Linked DNA regions of Homo sapiens: region 2 is linked to region 1. Evidence: chromatin loops called from intact Hi-C (ENCODE). Cell type or tissue: IMR-90. All regions are shown on one strand.

Region 1 (8,000 bases):
TCCAGTTAAAATGGCTTTTATCCAAAAGGCAATAACAAATGCTGGTGAGGATGTGGAGAAAAGGGACCCCTCGTATACTCTCAGTGGGAATGTAAATTAGTGCAACCACTATGGAGAACAGTTTGGAGGCTCCTCAAAAAACTAAAAATAGACATATCTTACCATTCAGCAATGTGACTCCTGAGTACATTCCCAAAAGAATATCAGTATACCAAAGAGATATCTGCACTCGCAGATTTATTGTAGCACTATTCATAACAGCCAAGATTTGGAAGCAACCTCAGGGTCCATCAACAGATGAATGAATAAAGAAAATATGGTACATACACACAATGAAATACTATTCCGTCATAAAAAAAAGAATGAGATTCTGTCATTTTTAACAACATGAATGGAACTGGAGGTCATGATGTTAAATTAGATAAGCCAGGCACAGAAAGACAAAAAGCACATGTTCTCACTTATCTGTGGGAGCTAAAACTTAAAACAATTGAACTCATGGAGATAGAGAAAAGGATGGTTACCAGAAGCTGGGAAGGGTAGTGGAAGAGGACTATTGAAAAAACTGGATATCCATATGCTGAATGAAACTAGACTGCTATCTTTCACCATATACAAAACCCAGTACAGCCTCTGGTTGTACTAATTTACATTCCCACCAAGAGTGTACAAGAGGTCTCTTTTCTCCACATCCTCACCAGCATTTGCTACTGCCTATCTTTTGGATAAAAAAAGCCTTTTTAACTGGAAATGGTGGGGAGGGGGGAAGTAGGGATGGTTAATGGGTACAAAAACTAGTTTGAAAGAATAAAGAAGACCTAGTATTTGCCAGTATAACAGGGTGATATAGTAAAAAATAATTTAATTGTTCATTTAAAAATAACTAAATGAGTAAATTGGATTGTTTGAAACACAAAGGGTAAACACTTGAGGTAATGGATACCCTATTTACTCTGATGTGACTACTATGCATTGCATGTTTGTATCAAAATACCTCATGTGGCCAGGTGCAGTGGCTCATGCTGTAATCTCAGCACTTTGGGAGGCCAAGGCAGGAGGATCACTTGAGCTCAGGAGTTCGAGACCAGCCTGGGCAACATGGTGAAACCCTGTCTCTACAAAAAAATACCAAAATTATCCGATGTGGTGGCACATGCCTGTAGTCCTGGCTACTTGGGAAGCTGAAGCAAGAGAATCACTTGAGACCGGCAGGCGGAGGTTGCAGTGAGCCGAGATCACATCATTGCACTACAGCCTGGGTGACGGAAGTGAAACTCTGTCTAAAAAAAAAAAAAAAACAAAAGCTCATGTAACCCATAAATATATTCATCTACTATGTACCCAGAAAAATTAGAAATTAAAAACTTTTTTTAAACCAGGCTGGGCACGGTGGCTTATGCCTGTAATCCCAGTACTTTGGGAGGCCGAGGCAGGCGGATCACTTGAGGTCAGGAGTTCGAGACCAGCCTGGCCAACATGGTGAAACCTTGTGTCTACTAAAAATACAAAAAAAAAAAAAAAAAAAAGCCAGGTGTAGTAGTGAGCGCCTGTAATCCCAGCTACTTGGGAGGCTGAGGCAGGAGAATTGCTTGAACCCGGGAGGCGGAGGTTGCAGAGAGCTGAGATCACAGCAACAGAGTGAGACCCATCTCAAAAACAAAACAAAAAAACCCATATAAGTAATAAGAATAGTAACTAACATTTGTTGGATGCTTACCATGGACTAAATAATATACACAAAGCACTATCAAATCATGTCTCATTCAGTCCTCACAATAACTGTCTGCAGCAGATGCTACTATGAGCTACATTTTATGCATGCAGAAACCGAAGAACAGAGAAGTTAACCTATGTCAGTAAGAAATCAACCAATGATTTGAAGCTGGGCAGGCTGACCTTCCAGAATGGACATGCTTTATAACAAGTTTCACCCTGGATTAAGCACGTGAACTGAACTTCGGCCACACTAGTCTCAGCAAGATGTAAACTTTTAGCAGTGGACTCAAAATGCTGTATGCATAATGACTGAACAATAAAACAGAACAATCCAGTAAATCCTCAGCTCACAAATCACCCTGCCCTGTACCAGCAAAAAATGGAAAAATGTGTATGAACATATACTACCTTTGACTGATCTAGATTTTATTTCAAGTATCACCCTTATTATAAAACATACTCACAAACATTTCCAGTAGTGCATCTGTTATTATTTGAACTATGTCTTGTGCATGTGTGCTAGCTAGTGGGATGCTCTCTATTTTGCCTTCTGTGTGTCTGGCAAGCAGCAGGGCTGGAAGACTTGCAGCATATTTGGTTGACCTATGGAGAAAGGCAGTATTAAAATTCACGATCAAAATCTAGCATGTCAAAAACATGAAAATCTAGGCTAGGAGGTCACAGTGTGAGGCAGCAAATGGGAATTCCTACTGCTAAGGAAAAAAATGAACTCCATTTCCAGGCAAACTTATCTTCTATGACAACCTACATTAAAAGAAAGAAACAGGTAATGATCTATAACAAACTAGATTTTTAAAAAGCAACAAGGCAGTAATCTAGCCATATTTTTTTCTATACAACTTACTCAACAAGAAAATAAATCAGATTTGGAACACAGTGAATGGTTCTCGACCTTTCTGGACTTGCTCACCACAATGCTGAGTAAGAAAATGGGCATTTATGAGAAACCTACTATCTGCCAGGCACTATACTAGGTATTTCAATTATGTTTTTATTTAACTTTCAGAATGAAAGTGGCCATTATGACCTCATTTTGCAGATTAAGAAATAGGACTGAGAGAGTGATAAATGGCAGACACAGACTTCAAATGAGGTGTCCCTGACACAGTCTGTTCCTGACATAGTCTGTACTCTCTCCACTGAAACAAGAGCCCAAATCCACCCTCCCACAATCCCTTTCGCTAACTAAACCTAAAAGAAAATTATCTAAATAGAAGAAAGCTTTGTGTAAAATTACTAGTGAAGTAGTCATGTATAATAACTTAATTCATGCCAGAACAAAGTATAGACATTATAACAACATAAGCATTAGTTGAGAGGCCAGTTTTCAGGTCACTTAAAGGAACCTCTTAGTTGACCAGTTGGTTATAAACAAAACACACTCTGAAAACTACTGGTCTAGCTCTTTGGACCACAGCTAGACGCACAATGACAGCAGAGTAGAAGATCATGGGTGATTACCCATTGTCAGATGGACAGTCCTCATATTTCCTTCTTTAATATATACTTTATGAAAATCAGTGATTTCACAAATAGAACAAAAGCCTGATCACCAAGAGCATATGTCACCAGTGTTCAAGATGAAAGATTTAAGCTTAGAAATCACAATTAGGAATTTATAGTCAGAAGCTAAGAAAGACAAACTACTGGGGCTTAGTAAGTACACCTATACCTGAAAATGGGCCATAGAGAATGTGATATGTATTAATAATAATCTCCAAATTTGCAGTTCAGTCCTTCATTCTATAGCAACTAAAATATTTTGGTAGTCCATAGAAGTCCCACCTTCTACAGATAAGGTAATTTAAGAAGCTAAAAAAGCACTGATTTTTATACACACACGTACCCACTCACCCACCCAGGGGGTAAATAAAACCTCAGATGCTCAAAAAGAAAAATTTATCCCAAACTATGATAACTCCAAAGAACCACATTGTAGGTAATAGAACCCAAAGAGGAAAATTTTTATAGGAGGATGGTGAAGTACGAATCCAAGACTGCCCCATGGGGTCTTTGGTCTAAAATAAAAGAATAGCTAAAGAATCTAAAGTATTTCCCAGGTACTTTATTTCCTAGAAGGAAATAAAAAAAATTTCTTTAGATTGCTACCTTATTTTCCTCCATCAGCTGTGTAAATATAAGCAATTATTAGATAACATTATTTTGCATAATTTCTCCCTCCCTAAAATTAAAAGAGCAATAAACTTACAGTAGCAAAACATCTTCTTCAGAATAAATTCCAGTGATAACATATCCTTTTAGGTAGTTTCCTGCTTCACTAAAATCTTCTTTTGCTATAAATACATAGAGAAGACAAAAATCTGAAACCTTTATAATTATGTATGCTATTCAACTGATGAAGAGATTTATAGGTGGTAGTATTTCATTATTAATTAATTACAAAAATATTTAAGTGCAGATGTCTTATATAATTTAGTGGTTCCAAAATAAATCTGTATTCTCTTTATGACATGGGATTACTAAAGAAATGTCAATTGATATAATGCAACATGGCTTCCAAAACAAATGTACTCTAAATGTAATTCATAAGCTTTATAGCACTCTAATCATAATTACTGAATAAATACTTTTTGCCTTTTAATTTACTCCTATGGCAGAGTAAATGGAGACAGCTGTCTTATGTGTAGCCTGAAAAGAGAAGTAGGTATGTGAAATGATATGCACATTATAACCATAAAATCTGAAAGTATCTATATGCATAAAAAATAGCAGACTGAAAATTCTAGCCCTCTAACAGTGTCTGTGTTAGGGTTGTGCAAGTAGAAGGGATTCTGTGTCTTTTAAAAAACAATTCCTACATTTTCTCTAATGTGTTTTCATTAGTTTTGAACTTTGATTAATTTGTATTGTCTTTTCTCATTTGTTAGGATACACATATTCAAAATACAAGCTATTTCTACAAATTTCTGAATACATTTTCATTAATAATAGCATACTGTGGATCTTGTTAATAATGACTATCCTATAACCAAGAAGCAAGTCTGAATTAAATCATTGTAGACTAATGAGAAAAGCACAGAGGTGGACTTATAGGTCAAATTCTTGCCAAGTGAAGGCCAAATGATAATTCAATTCATACATGAAAGATTCACAGCAGTCAAACAGAAAAACACTCATGGAAGAATGAGTCACATAGTACCTACTAGGCTAGGCATGCTGAACCCAAAGATCTGTACCTCAGCAGTCAGCACTACATTCATGATGTAAGCATTCAACATTGTCAACATTGGGTAACCACAAGATTATTTTCTTTAAAAAGGGTACATACTTTCCCTAAGATTGAGCAATACTGTCTGTAGGAAAGCAAACTTACTAGAGTAGCTCAGTAGGCAGCATGGGGAGCTCATTTACAATCACAGATTTAATGAGACAACTGGCCAGGTGCGGTAGCTCACGCCTGTAATCCCAGCACTTTGGGAGGCGAGGTGGGTGGATCACTTGAGGACAGGAGTTTGAGATTAGCCTGGCCAACATGGTGAAACCCCATCTCTACTAAAATACAAAAATTAGCTGGGCATGGTGGCATGTGCCTGTAGTCCCAGCTACTCAGGAGGCTGAGGCATGAGAATCGCTTGAATTTGGGAGAAGGAGATTGCACTGAGCTGAGATCATGCCAGCCTGGGCCACAGAGCGAGACTCTGTCTCAAAAAAAATAAAAAGAGAGACGAGAGACAGAGAGAAAATTTATTAAAATATTTTTTTAGCCCATGCTACATCAAAGTAGAAAAGACACATGAGATTATAAACTAGAAAGGACTGTGTGTCTGTACTTTCATTTCTAAGAGTGAACAGAGTGAAATTCCAGTCAATGGATAAACTATATCTAAAGCAATGACATAACAGAATCTGTTTCAGCTTCTTTTCATTTTAGGTAAGTAGCAATAGAAAAGTACACCATTATTTCCATATAATTTCCTCATACAAAAGACTCTCTACTTATGAATATGTCTCTTAAAAAGTCTCTTCGTAAATCCATGTGTTTGTAAATCCTAAGTGACTCACAGGATGGGAAAATATATGACTGTAGATCTCAGATGCATATCCATTTCCACTAAACTAGAATACATATTTTCCTCTGAACATTCAAAACCAGGCATATTCTCCTCCTTGGTAAAAACTGTATATATGCCAAAATATATGGCAACCTCAAATACAAGAAAGTACTCAATTATCTGAATAAAAATATGCACAAAAAGCTTTTCAGCTACTATAAATATATTTTAATTGCATAAAATAAACATATTTATTTAGCAATATTATTTTTTCTACTATCACATCTTATTGAATAATTATTTTTATAGACACACACACATACATACATCTGTTTTTTAGCTCTGTCAGCAGGGAGAGCTGAGAAGCAAGAAAACCCCAGTAACTAAAAGCACTCCTAACCCCTATATTATACAAACTAGAAAACCTGAAAGAGATGGATAAACTCCTGGACACATACACACTACCAAGACTGAACCAGGAAGAAATTGATTCCCTGAACAGACCAGTAACAAGTTCTGAACTTGAATCAGTAATAAATAGCCTACCAACCAAAAAAAGCCCAGGACCTGATGGATTCACAGCCAAATTCTACCAGACATACAAAGAAGAGCTGATACCATTCCTATTGAAACTATTCCCAAAAATTAAGGAGGCGGGACTCCTCCCCAGCTCATTCTATGAAGCCAGCATCATCCTGATACCATAACCTGGCAGAGACACAACAAAAGAAGAAAATTTCAGGCCAGTATTCCTGATCAACATTGAAAATCCTCAACAAAGTATGCAAACTAAATCCAGTAGCACATCAAAAAGCTAATCTACCACAATCAAGTAGGCTTCATCCCTGGGATGCAAGGTTAGTTCAACATATGCAAATCAATAAATGTGATTTATCTCATAAACAGAACTAAAGACAAAAATCACATGATTATCTCAGTAGATGTAGAAAAGGCCTTCAATAAAATACCCCTTCATGTTAAAAACTCTCAATATACTAGGTACTGAAGAAACACACCTCAATAAGAGCCATCTATGACAAACCCACAGTCAACATCATACTGAATGGGCAAACGTTGGAAGTAATCCCCTTGAAAACTGGCACAAGACAAGGACACCCTCTTTCACCACTCTTACCCAATGCAGTCTTGGAAGTCCTAGCTGGAGAAATCAGGCAAGAGAAAGAAAAAAAGAGCATCCAGGCTGGGCACAGTGGCTCACTCCTGTAATCTCAGCACTTTGGGAGGCCGAGGTGGGAGGATAACGTGAGCTCAGGAGTTTGAGACCAGCCTGGGTAACACGGCTAAACCCCATCTCTACTAAAAATGCAAAAATTAGATCTCTGCAAGGAGAATTATAAAACACTGTTCAAAGAAATCAGAGAAAACACAAACAAATAGAAAAACATCCCAAGCTCATGAATGGGAAAAAACAATATCATTAAAATGGCCATACTGCCCAAAGCAATCTATAGATTCAATGCTATTCCTATCAAACTACCAATGATATTTTTCACAGAACTAGAAAAAAAGTATTTCAAAAATCGTATGAAAGTCAAAGAAGGTTGAACATTATCTTCTGACAATGTTTTTCATGTAATTTTCCATAATAAATTAACCTGTTCATTATCTCTCTTTTGGATGTTGCAGGGGCCCTCTGTAACATTTGAAAGTTACTTTGAGGTCAAAAAGACTTAATTTTGAACTTGATTTTGGGAAGCCTATTAAATATGTCAAAAGTTTAAAACACTTATCAAAATAGATCACAGGTCACTGTAAAATAAATCATTTATTTAGCCAAAGTGATAATTAAGAGGTTTTAAAAAGCAAAGACCTTTATTTGTTGATTAAAAAAGGACTCAGAATATGTCTATAGAATATGTCTCTTCTTTCTCCCTTTTTTGAGAGTTTATTCAAAACGTGAATGAAAGTGTTTTATTGTGTCTTATTAGTATTACATGAAATTTATGTGCAAAAGAGAAAACTAAATTTGTATTCTTTTATTAGTGTATTATCAATTCTAAAGCTGATTTTAATAAAAACTTATATACAAATCTCATTTCAGTCAGCTTTTAATCACACAAGATTTTAAAATAAACTTTGTAATCTCATAACAATTTTGAAGTTTTCTAACTTTCTACAATTTATTTAGTTTTATCTATATCTTTTAGTTCTTTTAATTTGAAACAATCTTTAAATAACTTCTTTTTTTCTCACATTTTTATGCCTTTATAACTTTCCTCACCAAAAATA
Region 2 (8,000 bases), 460 kb before region 1:
CTCTAGAAACATGAAGTTTCTTAAATAAATAATGATGTAAATATTTCGCTTTCCCTTTATGGCCCAAATCAGAATTTTTGTTAAACACAGTACTATTTCTTATATTAAAAGAAGACATTGGCTAGGTGTGATGGCTAACACCTATAATGCCAGCACTTTGGGAGGCTGAGGTGGCAGATCATTTGAGCTCAGGAGTTCTGACAGCAGCCTGGGCAACATGATGAAACCCTGTCTCTACAAGAAAATAGAAAGTTATCTGGGTGTGCTGGCCTGTGTCTGTAGTGTCAGCTAATTGGGAGGCTGAGGTTCTCCAGCCTGGGCGACAGAGTGACACCTTGTCTCAAAAAAAGACATTATTGAGATGCTTGAAAACCAAGACTGTCGTGTTTATGCTTATATTTAATGTAAACAGATATCCCTTGTTGTATGCTAGGGAAATAGTCCTTAAATGATCTCTGGTATATCATATTTTTGTGCCTTGAATCATTTTCCCATTGATTTAGTTTTAGTAACACTTTTGCATAAAAAAGAATTCTCAGATTAGAATAAAAATGCTTTTAGTGTCATTTCTTACATTAAACATTTTCATCAGTTATATTTGATGAGTGAGATATTTTTCTTGAAAAAGGCTAAGTTTTTCATTTGCGAGAGCAGTGTGATTAGGCACTTTCTCCCTAGAATCAGTGATTTTATAAATTAGGGATTGTATAAATTACATCATTGTTATTAACCTTTCCGTGTCTCAATTTTTTCATCAATAAGTGAGGGTAACAATGATACCTATCTCATAAGTGTGGCTTTGTTTTTAATGAGTAATTGTTCACAGAAGTCCCTGGCGCATAGCAAGTGTGATAAGCTTATTACTGCCAATGCCTCTATACTACTACTATTAATACTACTGTATTCTTTTCCTTTGCTCTTAGAAAATATTTTTAAAATTTTCAGTGGACTTCTTAAAACTTTGAAATATATTTTTAGGATTTTATGTTTGTTTATATTACATTTTATGGTCTATTCATGTGTACAAGACAGTACAGAATTCTGCATGTAGAAAGGTATCTGGAGAATATAAAAAATTGTCTAGGCTGGGCACGGTGGCTCATGCCTATAATCCAAGCAGTTTGGGAAGCCAAGATGGGTGGATCACCTGAGGTCAGGGGTTCGAGACCAGCCGGGCCAACGTGGCGAAACCCCGTCTCTACTAAAAACACAAAATTAGCCAGGTGTGGTGGCGCATGTGTGTAATCTCAGCTGCCCAGGGGGCTGAGCCAGGAGAATCATTTGAACTCAGGAGGCGGAGGTTGCAGTGAGCCAAGATTGTGCCATTGCACTCCAGCCTGGGCAACAGAACAAGACTCTGTCTCAAAAAAAAGAAATATGTATGTATGTGTGTGTATATATGTACATATACACACACGTATTTCTGATGTGAAACACCTGGAATGACAGTAAGAATAATTTCAACATATCAGAACCTAAACAGTTATTATCCTTCAAGTTGATTTTATTATAATCTTATATTACATATAATTAATGTTACATATAATACTATTATATGCAACATTTATTTGAATATACAGCTTCTGACATTTATTTAAATTACTTGGTTACACCCTACATGTATGTTACATGGCTACTCTTTTCAGTGGCATTTCCATAATATGAAAGTTAAGGTTTAGATAGATAATGATTTATTGTATATCCTTTTTAAAGTTATTCTTTTTAGTTAATTGCTCTATGTGTATTGAGACTAGGAATCAGAAAGCTTAGATTCTAGTCCCAGGTGTAAGTTGTGTAACCCTTGGCAAGTGTCAATCTCTAGGCCTCAGCTTTCTCATCTATAAAATGAGGAAGTTGTCGTATTCTATTTTTTTTCTTAAGATGATACACTTAAATGTTCCCTTCTGTTGGGTTATATAATTGCATCAAAAGTGTAGTAATGTTATTAAAAAATTGTTAGAGATCCAAACTAAGGTCTCTTTCAACTCTCCCATTCTTTTTTCTGTGACTTTATGGTAATAATGAAACTGGTGGTTTTCTTTTCTTCCCCCTCACAGTATCTCAGAGATGTTAACTGTCCTTTCAAGATTCAAGATCGACAAGAAGCTATTGACTGGCTTCTTGGTTTAGCTGTTAGACTTGAATATGGAGATAATGGTACGTTTTGTGGGGAATGTGTATTTTAAAGAGAGAGGAAAGATGGGAAAGGGAGTGTGAAAATGTAGGGAACTTTGCAGTTTGTTTTGTCTAGTACTATTTTACCTTTGGTTTATTCTTATCACAAGTTAAAAGCACTTTTATTGTCTTTCATTGGTGTTTATATATTTCTGTTAGAATTTGGAAATGGTGCCCTCTGGAGAAGGCTAATTGACTGTCTTCTCACAGAGTAACACTACTTTGATAATATGGTCTGCACCTTAGCCTTTCAAATTAAATTGTTTTTAGTGTCCCAGAATTGATGGGACTTTGAAGTGTTGTTGCAGTAGGTAATTTCTCAAAAGACTGAAACATGTCTAATGCCAATATACATTAATACTCTATAGGCCAGAATATATTACTTATGTTTACTGTCTTAGCACAGATACTTCTATGGTTGGAAGCTTCTGAATGTTAGTACCTATAGTAAAAACAATTTTTCTTTAAACGGGTGTTTTCTCTTATTAGACCATTTCATTTTGAAAGGCCTGCCAACATCTAAATGCAAGATTTGATTATCTTATCTGCATCCCCTGCATTTTGTGTTTTTCGGTTAGTTACAGTCTTCTTAATTATTTACTTTGGAAGCCTTTTTATATCTTGGCTTATCCCTTTCCCTTCATCCCACCTACACTGACTTTTTCTCATGTTTGTTGTATCTTCATTCCCATTGGCATAATCCTAATTCAGGCTCTTGTCACTTTCTGCCAGGAGTATTATAATATCTCCCATTAGTGTCACCTTCTGTTCTTAACTGCATGGCCAACCAAGCTAACTTTCTGAAACGTTAATCTATTTTAGGATGCCACTTACTCCTTGTTTCCAAAGAACAGTTCCAGTTACATATTCATATTAATAAACATACATATCCATAAACACTAATTTCCCATTTTCTATAAAAAGAATTTTAAGCTCCTTAGCATGGTAGTTAATGATGACTGATATCCAACCTGTATTCACATCTTGACATCCCAGCTAAATTAGAATAATAGTGCTTCCTGTTTATATCCCATTTCCCCCTCTGTTTCTTTGTTCACACTTTTCCCTTGGCTAATATACCATTTCATTCTATCTACACATCTAAATCCTACCCATCTTTTTAAGATCCATCTCATATGCTGTCTTATGTCTTAGCAGCAGTATAATTTCCCTCTGAACTTCCATAGCTTTTAACCCTATACATTTTAAGTCATTAACCACTTTCCATTTTGCTTCTATGTCTTATTCGTCCCAGTAATTTGTAAACTGATACTCAGCTTTGATTCCTACATGGTACCTCTCTTAGCTTCCAATTGATGCTGTAACAAATTACTACAAACTCAGTGACTGAAAACACAATTTATTATTTTAGAATGAGAAGGCCAACATTAGCCTCACTGGGTTCATGTCAAGTTGTCAGCAAGGCAGGTTCCTTTTGGAGGCTCTCGGGGGAATCTGTTTCTTTCCTTTTTTAACTTCTAGAGGCTGCCTGAATTCCTTGACTCTGGCCCCTTCTTCCTTCTTCAAGTCTAGCAGCATAGCATTTTCCAGTCTCTTATCTGATTCTGCTTCCATTGTCATAACTTTGTCTCTGGCTCTGATCCTCCTGAGCCCACCTGGATAATCCAGGATAATCCCCTATCTCAAGATCCTTAATTTTATCATATTTGCAAATCTTGCCATGTAAGGTAACACATACACAGGTTCCAGGGATCAGGACATGGACATCTTGGGGGGTACAGGTCAATATTGTGTCTGTCACAGTACCTGACATAGTTTCTTGCACACAACAGGTGCTTATCAATTTCAGTAATGTGTGGCGAATGCAGTATATGTGAGTGTTTACATACACTGATTTGGAGCATCAGCCAATTTTTTGCTGATGCCTCAGACTTAAATTTCAGAAGCCTTATGGCAAAAATCTTAAGGAAAGCTCAATTTGAGACTTCGTTTACTTTTCCATTTAATTTAAAAAAAAAAAACTTTTCTTTCTTTAGAAAATACATGTATTCATAAGCCTTATGGCTTTAGTGTAGTATTGATTTTAGGGCCTTTAACAAGGTCTTTTTATCTACCCTGCTCTGGATTGGTAGGAATTGTATATGAGCCAATTTGTAGCTTATCAAAACTGTTTTTCATTTATTCCCAAATTCTTACATCTCAGTTTATTTGTTTTATTCTATTTGTTCCATTTTTATAACCCGTTAACCTTCAATGGTAGATGCATATGGTCATGTATACCTGCAGTTGACTTTAGTAAGTACATGTATTTCTCAGTAATAGCATGTTCTTTTAGTGAATAAAAGAAGCTTGTGTGTGGAATGTAAATTTTTCAATATTGAAAAAGGAAGTCAACATATACTTGAAGGTGAATGGTATCAAAAGTATATTAAAAGTCTAAGCTAGAAAACAAGTTTTGTTTATTAAAATTCAGAATTGCAAAAACAGACTTGAAAATTGGTCAAATAATACTGTCTCTAATCGGTAGGAGGCGCTGATGTTCTTTTGTGGTTTTACATTGATATGTTGCCTCCTTGACTTTTAAGTTACTTATTTTAAAATTTGCTGAAACCATTGTGAGTTTTTATTATTTGCGCTCTACTATTTTTTGAAGCCTTTTGGTAGCTTGTCAACATGATCAATAACTGAAATTTTTTAAATGTATAATTTCAGATGTATAGAAAAATTACAAAATAGTACAAAGATTTTCATATACCTCAAGTCTACAAATGTAGCGTGTTACCTCATTTGCTTCATCCTTCTCTCTACACAGAGGCACACACCATTTTTTTCCAAACCATTTGATAGTAAATTATAGATGATTCCTTTTTACTCTTAAACACTTTAAAGTGCATTTCCTAAAAACAACTTTGTCTTATATAACCACAGTACAGTGATCAAAATCAGGAAGTTATCTTTGATATACTATTATTTATTCACATTTTACCAAACCCCCCACTTCTCTCGAAAGAAAAAAATAACCCAGAGCAATCCTGGATTATGCACCGCATTAGTTGTTACATCTGTCTTAGTATCTTAAAATCTGGAACAGTTCCTGTCTTTATTTGTGCTTCATGACCCTGACATTTATTTTGTAGAGTGTCCCTCAATTTGGATTTATATGATGTTTCCTCATGATTAGATTTGGGGTTTATACTTTTGTTAGGAGTAACACAGAAGTGATGTGTTCTTTTTAGTGCATCATATTAGGAGATACGTGATAGCGATATGTCCCATTACTAGTTATGTTACTTTGATCACTAGGTTATGGTTTCTCCACTGTAAAGTTACTATTTTCCTCTTTGTAATAAATATATCTTGTGGGGAGGTACTTTGAGACTGTATCAATTATGTTTTTGCGCCTCAAGTTTCCCCCACTAGTTTTAGCAACCATATGATGATTCTTGCCTCAGTCATTTATTATGTTAATCGACAAAAGGTGTTCTCTAATTTCATCATTTTTTCTACATTTATTTGTTGGCTTTCTCTTGTAAGTTTTCCCATCTCTAATTTACTTGTTTAAATCAGTATAGATACATGGATTTTTATTTTATTCAATGGATTATAATCCTTTCTGTCATCACGTATTTTGCTGTTGATACTGTTCCAGATTTGGCCAGTGGAAGCCTTTTTAACTCTGACTTAAATTTTATGCTTTTATTTTTTCCTCGTTTCATTAACAGATCCCATAAGCACTGTATAGCCTAAGATGCCATTTTGAACATTAAGTTTAGTGAATTATTAATAAGTGTTTTTATTTTTGAATTCCTTTGAAGTATTGTTTTTCAAATGAAAATAATAAAATCTACCTTTGGAATTCTGAATTTCAAGTTTCCATGAAATAAGTTTGAGGTTTGTATATGATGGTGTATTTGATGTATTGATTTTTTTGGGGAAAGCAAGGTTTTTGGATTTTATGTACAGCATTCAAAAGAAGATGGGGGGAAGCGTACTTTTTAATGAGTTTGTATTTAATCTTACGTAACCTATACTTAACCCTCCTCCCATTCTTCTACCCCAGATTTCAGAGGAAGCTGTAAAAGCAGATTTTTACCTTCCTAAAATTTACATGTTTGAAATGATTGCCTTTAGAAATGTTAATGAAAAGATATTTGTGTCACATAGTCCAGTAATTGCTTTAGCTTAATCAAAAAGATAGTTACATTGTCTTTTTACATTTTCTATAGCAAAAATTAAGCTTGATTGAATGAATTGTTTTATGCTTATACAGGTTAAGCATCCCTAATCCGAGAATCTGAAATCCTAAATGCTCCAAAATCCAAAACTTTTTGAGCACTGACATGAGGACACAAGTAGAAATTTCCACACATAAGCACTTAACACAAACTTTATTTCATGCACAAAATTATTAAAAATATTATATGAAATTACCTTCAGGCTATGTGTATAAGTTGTACATTGAACATAAAAATGAATTTTGTGTTTAGACTTCAGTCCCATCCCCAAAATATCCCATTTTATATATGCAGATAATCCGAAGTCTGAAAAAATTTAAAATTGGAAATTATTGGCATTTCCAGTAAGGGAAACTCAACCTGTAATCATTTTGGCTCAGTTAAATTTGGTAAATAGCAGTAGTCATTTTACCTTGAGTTGCAGTTGTACAAATTATATTTTTGCCTGTTTTTATAGCTGAAAAATACAAGGATTTAGTACCTGATAATTCAAAAACTGCTGACAATGCAACTAAAAATGCAGAACCATTGATCAATTTGGATGGTGAGTATATAAATGCATAACATTGAACATCAACATTTTTGGTTTTTTAAATGTTTTTTTCTTTGAAGAATGAAGTCCAGGTTTACTTGGTTTTAGTAAATTTAGAAGGATCCATGCAGACAGCATTTATGTTAACATTTTATTCTCTATAATGTTTTTATGATGTGCTTTCTCCTTCCCCTTGCATTTGAATATCTGAATGTTGATTTGATTTGCTTCTAGTAATTTGGAGTTTTGATTTGTATTTAATCATGGGGGTCATTGTTTGCCTTTTTGAATGTGTAAATTTCTTTTAATCCAATGACTCTATCAGACAAGTGGTAAAATTTTCCATTATTTTAAGTCCTGGATATCTTTTAGTAATTTCCCTTTTTAAAAATATGAAGAATCTAATTACCTAAATTATGATGTGTAAAATATTTGTTCACTGGCTAATTCATTGTGACCTATAATTTAGGAGTTAACCCTTTTGAATGAGTGAGCCTCTTGGACACTCCAGAGCTGCTGCTTAGAGAGAAGGTTTTGGGAAAACTATCCATGGAGGGGATCTATGTACTAAAATTAATGGCCTTGGGAAGAAATGTTAATTAAAAGTGCTGTATAATTTAGCCTTGCAGAAAAAGTTACAGGACAAATATAATGTGAGTTAAATTAGTCATTTATTGGATTATTCAGTTTGGCTGATGAAATACAGATACTCCTTGACTTAGGATGAGATCATGTCCCAAAGTCGAAAATATCATAAGTCAAAAATGCATTTAATACCCCGGAAGACCCATTGTAAAGCTGAAAAATTGTAGTTGGAACCACTGTAAGTTCAGATTTTCCTCATCTTGCACTAGGGTTACATCCCACTGAACTCATTGTAAGGTCAAAAAATTACAAGTCTAACCATCCTAAGTTGGGGACCGTCTCATACAGTAATAGGAAAACCATTTTATCTTACCAATTTATTTAATTGTTGATAGTCTACAGGGCTTTCTTTTTTCTCTTGTGAGTAGCAGTTTTAAAAACTAAGAGATTTGTTGCTACCGAAAAGTTAAAAATGTTTTTGTATGTTCACAAATATGTTTGTAATTATACGT

Evidence for each region. Peaks named below come from ENCODE experiments on the same cell type or tissue, not always from the same donor. Only the 100,000 strongest peaks of a DNase experiment are listed, where the experiment ranks them.
Region 2: it touches region 1 in a loop (4-fold over the local background); 2 of 110 quality-filtered maps call a loop at or near these places.

What each region holds. Positions count from the first base shown.
Region 1 is chr14:52,453,144-52,461,143 of GRCh38, forward strand. It overlaps TXNDC16 (thioredoxin domain containing 16), which reads right to left. Exons shown (of 21, transcript NM_020784.3): 17 at 3,947-4,031; 18 at 2,181-2,319. Among named protein-coding and RNA genes, the nearest start is that of TXNDC16, 95 kb to the right of the region's middle. In IMR-90, no CTCF peak of the experiment used is centred here; DNase peaks (open chromatin) are centred at 2,738, 4,968 and 5,738; H3K27ac peaks cover 2,124 bases.
Region 2 is chr14:51,991,666-51,999,665 of GRCh38, forward strand. It overlaps RTRAF (RNA transcription, translation and transport factor), which reads left to right. Exons shown (of 8, transcript NM_016039.3): 3 at 2,058-2,157; 4 at 6,829-6,915. Among named protein-coding and RNA genes, the nearest start is that of RTRAF, 6.1 kb to the left of the region's middle. In IMR-90, a CTCF peak has its summit at 4,669; a DNase peak (open chromatin) is centred at 4,676.